2 separate regions of the Mus musculus genome follow, and region 1 is linked to region 2. The links are chromatin loops, found by intact Hi-C in ENCODE. Cell type or tissue: heart. All regions are shown on one strand.

The links. Peaks named below come from ENCODE experiments on the same cell type or tissue, not always from the same donor. Only the 100,000 strongest peaks of a DNase experiment are listed, where the experiment ranks them.
Region 1: it touches region 2 in a loop (4-fold over the local background); 3 of 42 quality-filtered maps call a loop at or near these places.

Annotation. Positions count from the first base shown.
Region 1 is chr12:111,614,017-111,619,016 of GRCm38, forward strand. Mark3 (MAP/microtubule affinity regulating kinase 3) reads left to right here. Exons shown (of 18, transcript NM_001370744.1): 4 at 1,380-1,428; 5 at 4,302-4,367. Among named protein-coding and RNA genes, the nearest start is that of Mark3, 42 kb to the left of the region's middle. In heart, no CTCF peak of the experiment used is centred here; no DNase peak of the experiment used is centred here.
Region 2 is chr12:111,560,667-111,565,666 of GRCm38, forward strand. No RefSeq gene overlaps it. Among named protein-coding and RNA genes, the nearest start is that of 2810029C07Rik, 11 kb to the right of the region's middle. In heart, a CTCF peak has its summit at 2,642; no DNase peak of the experiment used is centred here; H3K27ac peaks cover 642 bases.

The sequences.
Region 1 (5,000 bases), 53 kb after region 2:
AGAACACAAATTATAGAACCAACAGGAGGTATTTATGTTGGAAGTAAAAGCATTCTAGTTCTGAGTCAGGATTAATCAATGCTAGGGCTGGGTTAGTGGTAAAGAACACCTGTTGCTTTTAGAGACCTGGGTTTGGTTCCTGGACCTCACATGGCAGCTTACAACCATCAGGAACACATGTAGTGCACATAAGCACATGCAAGCAAAGCTGGTGTTTCCTTTCTCTGGCTTCCATAGGCACTTATGCCCACTTGCACTCCCCCATAATTAAACATTATAAAGTGTTTAAGATAGGAGTCTATATCAATCCTTATACTTAAGATATGAGCTCAGATTATATACTGAGGTCTGCCTATAACCATCTACCTACAGCTGTTCATTTAAATTTAGATGAGACACAGTGAACAGAGCAGGCAAAGTGGGAACCCTGGGCCTTCTCACCAGTTCCTTTCAGCAGATGCAGTCTGTTGATCCAGGCCTTTCCCATAGAAAGGAAGTACAGCTTTGGAAGAGGTTGACCAAAATGAACTCTACATCTTTGTAGCTTTTGGCTCCTGTTGTTAACCCAATCTACAGTGATACTCTTCTTCCCCTCTCCAAGTCCTCAGCATGTGTCTTGCCACACTATTACTTCTGTGTATATCTTATCTGCCTGTTCTGCTTCAGCCATATGTGCAAAGGCTGGTTCACTGGTGTAGCTGTGTGTTATTAGATTGGCAGGAGCTTGACTCTGGGAGAGAAGGTCTCTTTCTTTGTACTAATAATCCTGAAAGAGGCAGGGGCAAACTTTATGCTGCTCTAAGACAATGGACCCTGATGGCCAAACATTTTCTCCAGCTTCGGCTCATCTTGACTTAGTTTCACATTGGTAATATAGCCAAGTGTAGCTGTGTGGCTCAGGAGCGCCTGCACTGCAGATGGCCCCCACTGTGCTGCCACCCGTCCTCTCCACTTAGGACTTCCCAGCCTCTACCATTCAGAATCTTAAGGGAGAATCACGTGGAATCAAGAAATCCCGTGTCATCCTAAGATAGTTCACTGGGTCTGCACAGGTTTTTATTGGACCTCAGACTTGTGGACAATGAAGTTTAACCACAAGCTATTCTAATCTAAATCTAACCTTGTTTTTAAAGACAGCAAAGCAAATTCAGAGTGTGGTGCTTGCTCCTCTCAGGACTGTTGCTGTTAGCATTACTGGAAGCATTTGGTAATAGGATATAAACATACTTTAGGGTTATTCTGCATTTCTGTGTTATTTTATTCTTAGAAATAGAATAAAAAATATAAACAATGAAATAGTTATCTTAGAGAAAGCTTATTTGTACTGTAAGCAGAGTATAACATTTAATAACATAAGGGTTTGTCTTTTGCTTTTTTAGCTCTTCAGAGAAGTAAGAATAATGAAGATTTTAAATCACCCAAACATAGGTACTTTCTGTTTTCTTAAATACTTTGGGGATTAAATATGCAGTATTGAAAATACATTACAAGCCGGGCAGTGGTGGGACACACCTTTAATCCCAGCTCTTGGGAGGCAGAGGCAGGCGGATTTCTGAGTTCGAAGCCAGCCTGGTCTACAGAGTGAGTTCCAGGACAGCCAGGGCTACACAGAGAAGCCTTGTCCCAAAAGCCAAAAAAAAAAAAAAAAGGAGTGAAAATACATTATAAAGCTAAATCATGCATTTCTGAAGTGATAGGAAGTTCCTTCCCTTTTCCCCATGGCCTTGTTTTGTTTTGGTTTTTTAATAAAATATATATACAAGGTAGTTTGTACTAGCTCTTTGAAATTCAGGTATTAATAAGCATTTGACTTAAGTTCTAGTGCCATAAAAATATCTACAATCAGGCTGATTAATTTACATGTCATTAGTTGGTAATATTTAAACAGTAGTTTATAAACTATGGGATCCATGCTATATAACGTAATTGTATAGGAACTATCTGTGTGTCCCATGCACGTAACTCTGACAAGCATTTAGAGAGGAGGAAGAGACCTCATCCTGCCCTCCTCATTGTAGGCCAAGATGGAGCACACAAGTTCTACACCAGTGAGAACATTTGATTCTATAAGTCATAGTAGGTCCTTTTGAATAGTGTAATTGTATTTTTACAAAATAATGGCTCCTTTATTCTTTTGGTTTCTCTGTGTAGCCCTGGCTGTCCTGAAACTTGCTCTGTAGACCAGGCTGGCCTTGAACTCATAGAGATCCACCTTCTTCTCTTAAGACTCAGCACCTCCCAGCTCCTTTATTTTACAAATATTATTTCAAGAGTAAATGAGATGGGTAATACCATGTTTAGCAGTGTTGTTTTATGCATTACTGTGCAAAAACTGTTACTAAGCTGTCGTTCTGAAGGGTAGTCATGAAAAATTATATATATTAGAATTGGTAAATATGTTTGGAGAAAAATCAATTTTATCCCTACTGGTCAGAATTTCATCACTAAATATTTGATCAGGGCTGGTGAGATGGCTCAGTGGGTAGGAGCACCCGACTGCTCTTCCGAAGGTCCAGAGTTCAAGTCCCAGCAACCACATGGTGGCTCACAACCATCCGTAACAAGATCTGACTCCCTCTTCTGGAGTGTCTGAAGACAGCTGCAGTGTACTTACATATAATAAATAAATAAATCTTTAAAAAAAAAATATTTGATCAGTACTGTCCCTGGAATCAAAGCACAAGTGCAAAGTGAACGTGATAGAGCGCAGGTCTCCACTTCTGGGGTGGTTGGTTTTTTTTTTTTGTTTTTTTGTTCTTTTGTTTGTTTGTTTCTTCTTGTTTTTGTTATTGTTTTTTTTTTTTGTTTTTTGTTTTTTTTTTGGCCACAGGGTTTCTCTATCCCTGGCTGCCTCTGTCTCCAGAGTGCTGGGATTAAAGGGGTTAATGCCATATTGAGTTAAAGCATTTCCTCAAAAGAGCTACTATATGCTTCCACACACTAAAAGAATGCATCCTTACATTGCTGATTTACCAGTACTGCTTTCCCCTTCTCAGGTTAGTTTTCTTAGTAGTTTGAACCCAGAAGCTGAGTAATGGGTTGAGATTCTGATCAGCTCCTTTGCCCTTTCAGCCACTTGGTCAGGTATTTTCTCTGGTCTATCTGGTATCTTAATAAGTCACCATAAAACATCAAAGAAATCATTTCGTTTTTTTGAGAAAAGTTTAAAGAAAATAAGAAAACCAAGTAGACCTATATAATAGTGACTTAATAGCTTGAGATTTACCTTATATTCCTTTTAAAATGTTTATTTTTAATTGATGCGTTGTAGCTTTAAGAATTAGTAGAAATAGAAAGTTCTATTGAAATCTAAACAAAGGAGCAATCATAGTAAAATTTTAGTAACAGCTCCCTCCCCCTGAAAATCATTGTTTTGTTTGGGTTTTGGGGTTTTTTGTTTGTTTGTTTGGGTTTTTTGTTTTGTTTTATTTTGTTTTGGTTTTTAAAACAAGGCTTCAATATGTAGCTCTGGCTGTCCTGGAAATAAATCACTATGTAGGCCAGTATAGCCTCTGGGTTTTTTTTTTTTTTTTTTTTTAAGTTTTAAAGGGTAGGAATTTATCTTGGTGATAGAGTATTTCTCTAGCAAGCCTAAGACCCTGGAACTCTGGACTCCCATCTCAGCTTTAGAGGAAAGAAAAAAAAGTTATTTTTGCTGGCCTAGGCCCACTCTTACCTCTAGAGAAGCGGAAGCAGGAAAATCCTAAGTCCACAGCCTGTCTAGGCTACAGAGTGCATTCCAGGCCAACCTTAAAATTTAGAGCATATCTCAAAATCAATATTAAAAAGTCTGGGGATACCACTAGCATTACTACAAAAAATTTAAGTGGCACATTTCCCCTTTAGTTATTTGTAGTTTTACTCTCATTATTAACACAGGAACCTAGTTCTCTGAGAGCTGCAGTGAATAAGTCTCACTGTTCCAAGTCCCAGAAGTCTCGGGTGGGCAGAGCGCTGGAGGGCAGTGGAGGAGAGACTGCAGGGCAGGCGAGATGCTAGAAGGCAGGCTCCGTCACACTGACAGCTCGCAGACAGGAGCAGGGCCAGAGCAGTGAGGAAGCAGCCGTGGACGGGCTCATTCTCAACACCCAGAGAGAAGCTTGATGTTTATGGCTTCTTGGTTTTCTTTTACGAAATTCTGTAATACAGAATTCTTCTTTAACTCCTAAAAACACTTATAAAGGCCAGCTCTCTAAAAACCTTTAACAGGAAAAGGTTGGGGGTTTTGGAGCTTATCTGTGCATGTTTTGTACATACAGACATTTGTTCTTTTTTGTTGTCTGCCTTCTCCCCTCCCCCAGTGAAGTTGTTCGAAGTCATTGAAACGGAAAAAACTCTCTACTTAATCATGGAATATGCAAGTGGAGGTAAGCACATTTACATTGCTTACAGAGTGAGAGATTATGTGGACGAGCTTTCCCTTTTTTCTCTGCAGCCACAGTGCCTGTATGGATACTCTCTAAGGTATCAGTTAACACTCAACACAGTAAACTGGGGTCCGAGCCAAAACCTTGCCTTGTCCGTCCTGTGGGTTGTAGTGGTTGATTGTTAGCATTCCTGTTTTTATTACCTCTACTTAATATGTATATGTGTAGGTGCATGTAACAGCACACGTATAGCGATCAGAGGACAGTGTGCAAGGCTTGGTTCTTTGCTTCCATCATGGCCTTAAACTCAGATGATTAGGTGTGCATGACCAGCATGTTACCCTCCAGAGTTGTTCCTCTGGCTTCGCTGTTAGCATTCCTAGTTGATTACATACAGCAGCTCTCCTTTTTTTTTTTCCATTGTGGTAAATATGGATCACATAAAATTTACGATCTGAATCTGTCTATCATGATGACCTTGAACTTCTGATCATCTTCTAGTTTTTTGGTTTTTGAGAGGCAAGGTTTCTAGGTGTAGCCCTGGGTATCCTAGAATTCATTCTGTAGACCAGGCTAGCCTTGAACTCAGAGATTCACCTGCTTTTGCCTCCCAAGTGCTGGGATTAAAGGCTT
Region 2 (5,000 bases):
GTGAAAGAAGTTGCCTCCAAGTAGCAGCTTGTCCGTTAATATTATAGCAGTGTTAGTCACGATCGCCCCCATTGTCCAACTGCACAGGAGAAACAGAATACTGTGTGTGTGCAATACTGTGTGTGTGGAATACTGTGTGTGTGCAATACTGCTGTGTTGTGGAATACTGTGTGTGTGGAATACTGTGTGTGTGCAATACTGTGTGTGTGCAATACTCTGTGTGTGCAATACTGTGTGTGTGCAATACTGCTGTGTTGTGGAATACTGTGTGTGTGCAATACTGTGTGTGTGCAATACTGTGTATGTGCAATACTGCTGTGTTGTGGAATACTGCTGTGTTGTGGAATACTGTGTGTGTGCAATACTGTATGTGCGCAATACTATGTGTGTGTAATACTGAGTGTGTGGCATACTGTGTGTGTGCAATACTGTGTGTGTGCAATATTGTGTGTGTGGAATACTGCTGTGTGTGTAATACTGCTGTGTGTGTGGAATACTGCTGTGTGTGTGGAATACTGCTGTGTGTGTAATACTGCTGTGTGTGTGTAATACTGCTGTGTGTGTGTAATACTGCTGTGTGTGTGGAATACTGTGTGTGTGGAATACTGCTGTGTGTGTGGAATATTGTATGTGTGCAATACTGTGTGTGTGCAATACTGCTGTGTGTGTGGAATACTGCTGTGTGTGTGGAATACTGCTGTGTGTGTGGAATACTGCTGTGTGTGTGCAATACTGTATGTGTGCAATACTGTATGTGTGCAATACTGTGTGTGTGTAATACTGTGTGTGTGCAATACTGCTGTGTGTGTGCAATACTGTGCTGAACTGGTGGTCACTGTTTCTGGGTGCCCTACAAGAACTTTTATTTTTTATTTTATTTTTAAAAGACTTTATTTCATTTATATGGATACACTGTAGCTGTCTTCAGACACACCAGAAGAGGGCATCAGATCCCTTAACAGATGGCTGTGAGCGACCATGTGGTTGCTGGGAATTGAACTCAGGACCTCTGGAAGAGCAGTCAGTGCTCTTAACTGCTGAACCATCTCTCCAGCCCCCCAAAACTTTTATTTATTTACTTCTATCTACCCATCCATCCACCCATCCATCCATCCATCTATCTATCTACAGGATCTCTCTATGTACTTCTGGTTGTCCTAGAACTCACTATGTAGATGAAGCTGGCCTCAAACTCACTCTTCTTCTCAAATCCTGGGATTAAAGGCTGGAGTCCCTTGGGGCTGGAGAGATGTCTCAGTAGTTAATAGCATTGACTGCTCTTCAATTCCCAGCAACCACGTGGTGGCTGACAACCATCAGTAATGCAACAAAGATGTCCTCTTCTAATGTATCTGATGTCAGCTAAAATGTGCTCATATATATTAAAAAAAAAAAAAAGGCTGGAGCCCCATTCTGGCTTAAAAATGCCTTATTCAGGCACTGTTTGTGATTGGACCTCTTTACACATGGAAGATGCTGTTTGCTCTGAGGCCGGGGCATCTTTCCCCCTCAGTGAATCCTTTTGAGGATACTCTAACAAGCCTGCCCCAGGCTGAGCTCTCAGCTGATTCCAGGTGCAATCAGGTTGACAATTAATTAAACATCACACCCATCTATTTTTATTGTTTCTGAATTTCTGTTCCCTATCCCCCAACACACACACAAACACACACAAACCACACAAGCACATGCACACACACACACATGCTCACACATTCTTCTTTGAGACAGGTTCTCACTATGTAGCCCTCATGCAGGGCCAGCCCAGCTGCCTGGAACTCCCTTTGTAGATTAGACTCACCCTGAATACACAGAGATCCAAACGCCTCTGCCTCTTGAGTGCTATTAAAGGCTGCACCATCATGCCTGGCATACTTCTGTTAAAATTTTTTTTTAATTTATTTTTATATATGTGAGTGTTTTGCCTGTATATCTGTGTACCACGTGACTGTCTGGTGTCCACATGTGGGTGCTGGGATCTGAGTCCTGGTTTTCTACAAAGGCAGCCAGTGCTCTTAACCCCGCAGCGCTCTCTCCAGCCCCTCACACACTTGCCTTTGTTGGAGGTTAAGAGGGAGTTGTCTGTGCACTGATCACATTTTCAGTTTGTTCTTCTATTTGGGAGTGTATACATTGTGTCTTCACAGTGCCTGTGGACTGAGTGCTCTTCCTCACTGCGACACAATACTCAGAGAAAACCAATGAAGGAAAGGGTTGTTTTGACCCCCAGTTGCAGAGGTCTTAGCCCGACAGGGTGGGGAGGAAAGGGGGAGGGGAGAGGCAGAGGAGGTGGGAAAAGAGAGGTCTGGCTTAGGACTTTTCCTTTTCCTCAGACCGAGCCTTTCAGGGCCAGACTTCCTTCCTCTGCTAACCCTCCCTGGAAAGAACATACTCAGAGCTGTGATATATTTATTAATCTCCTGGGTGCTTCATAACCCAGTAAGTTGGCAGATCTTGTACCAGCAGATTGTCTAAATTCAAAGCATGTCTGTAGTGCAGTTGTGTCCTCTGGGTTGGCCATGACTTTACTGCCTTGAAGCAGAGCAGCTATGACAATCTGCAAGCCTCCCTTGTAAGTCAGGACTACTAACAGTCTTTTATGAGAGGGCCACGACACCCTGGAGGCTCATTAGCGCCTCCCCAGGATTCCGATAGCAACTATATAAGAGGTGACAGTTGTCTGGGGTGGGATGGGGTGGTGTAGCTGCCTGGGTCATCAATGCCTCTCTAAGTAACCCTGATATGCTAACTGATTTACCTGGCTGGTCTTGAGTAAAGTTCTCCTTTGTGGGGCTGGAGAGATGGCTCAGCAGTTAAGAGCATTGATTGCTCTTCCAGAGGTCCTGAGTTCAATTCCCAGCAACCACACGGTGGCTCACAGCCATCTGTTATGGGATCTGATGTCTTCTTCTGGTGTCTCTGAAGACAGCTACAGTGTACTCGTCATATATATATATATAATAAATAAATAAAATCTTTTTTAAAAAAAGTTCTTGTTTGCTCCTGTAGGTGCCCTCTGCAGTGAGTTGCTTTTTCTTTTTCTTTTCTTTTCTTTTCTTTTCTTTTCTTTTCTTTTCTTTTCTTTTCTTTTCTTTTCTTTTCTTTTCTTTTCTTTTCTTTCTTTTTCTTTTTTTTTCTTTTCTTTTCTTTTTCTTTTTTTTTGGTTTTTCCAGACAGGGTTTCTCTGTATAGCCCTAGCTGTTCTGGAACTCACTTTGTAGACCAGGCTGGCCTTGAACTCAGAAATCTGCCTGCCTCTGCCTCCCAAGTGCTGGGATTAAAGGCGTGTGCCACCACGTCCCACTTGCTCTTTCTTTATGTCTCCCAGGAAAAGAAAATAGAAAATCTCATCTTTCCTTTCCTGTGACTACAATGGCATCGCTTAGAATCTCGTTTGAAAGCCCAGAGATGGTGGCCTGCACCTTTAATCCCAGCACTGTGGTGGCAGAGGCAGGTGGATCTCTCAAGTCAAGGCCAGCCTGGTCTACATTCAGGGAGCAAGTTCCCTGACAGTAGAGACCATAAGCTACTCATTTAAGACTACGTGCTACCTAGGGCCCAATTACCCCAAAGTAAGCCTCAGATGCCGAGAAAACCACCACTGCCAGAAGCAGAAGACTCAGTTTTTGTCCTTGGTATGGTGTTGAAATTACACTCATTGTGTTGGGGACACTGGGTGTGTCTTCCAGATTTGGGAAGCTTTCTCTCGATCTGGGGAGATAACTCATTTGGGAAAGCACTGGCCACACAGGCATGAAGACCCAAGTCAGAATGCCAGTGATTGGCAGGTCTATAATTCAAGCACTTCTGTGGTCAGATGGGAAGCAGAGACAGGAGAGTCAGGAGCTCAAGGGCCAGAGAGCTGTCTCACCTTATTTCAAGGACGGTGGAATGTGAGAATTCAGGTCCCAGGTTGTCCTCTGACCTCCACATGCACTGGGGACAAATGCACGCTTGTGGTCACACACAGAAAAAAATTAAATCCTTTTTCTTACTGTTTAATTGTCTTTCCTCCTTTCTTTCTTTTTTTTTCTTTATTTCATTTTCAAGATTTATTTATTTATTATATGTAAGTACACTGTAGCTGTCTTCAGACACGCCAGAAGGGGGTGTCAGATCTCATTACAGATGGTTGTGAGCCACCATGTGGTTGCTGGGATTTGAACTCTGGACCTTCGGAAGAGCAGTCGGGTACTCTTACCCACTGAGCCAACTCACCAGCCCCCTTCTCCTTTCTTTCTATAATTACTACTAGCCTGGTATAGAATCCCAAGGCACTGCTCATTTTTACCTAAACTGAAGACCTGGCCACATGGTCTTCAGATAGGAAAGCATCCAGTACTGCTAGATGCAACAATGTGGCTGGCTTCACATCACCTTTTAATCTCCTTCCCCTTCTCTTAGAGCTTTTTGTAATTCTTACCCCCACCCCCACCCCCCCACCCTGAGACAGTGTTTCTCTGTGTAGCCCTAGCTGTCCTGGAACTCTCTCTGTTTAACTTTAAACTCAGAGACCCACCTGCTACTGCTATGTCCTGAGCACTGGGACAAAGGTGAGCACCACCACGGTCTGGCTCAACCTCGTTCTTTTGATGAGTCTGGGTTGTCTCAGTGCCACATTCTTCTCTGCTGAGTTGCCTTCGCCTGGTCATAAAAATAAAACAAAACAAACAAACAAAGAAAAAAAAACAACAAAAAACAAAAAACCCCACAGCTGAAGCTGCGTGTGCTGGCTAGCATTTTAATTCCAGCACTTGAGAGGCCAGAACCAGGAGGGTGGATACCTTTAAGTTCCAGACAGCCAGGGTATACAGTGCAGTGTCTCAGAAAACCGCAATGGGCTCTGGCGAGATGGCTCTGTGGTTAAGGGCACTTGGTGCTCTTGCAGAGGACTTGGGCTTGATCCCAGCACCCACATGGTACCTCTTGACCCTCTGTTACTCCAGATCTGATGCCCTCTTCTGGTCTCTGTGGGCACCGGGAACATAAGGCGTTACACA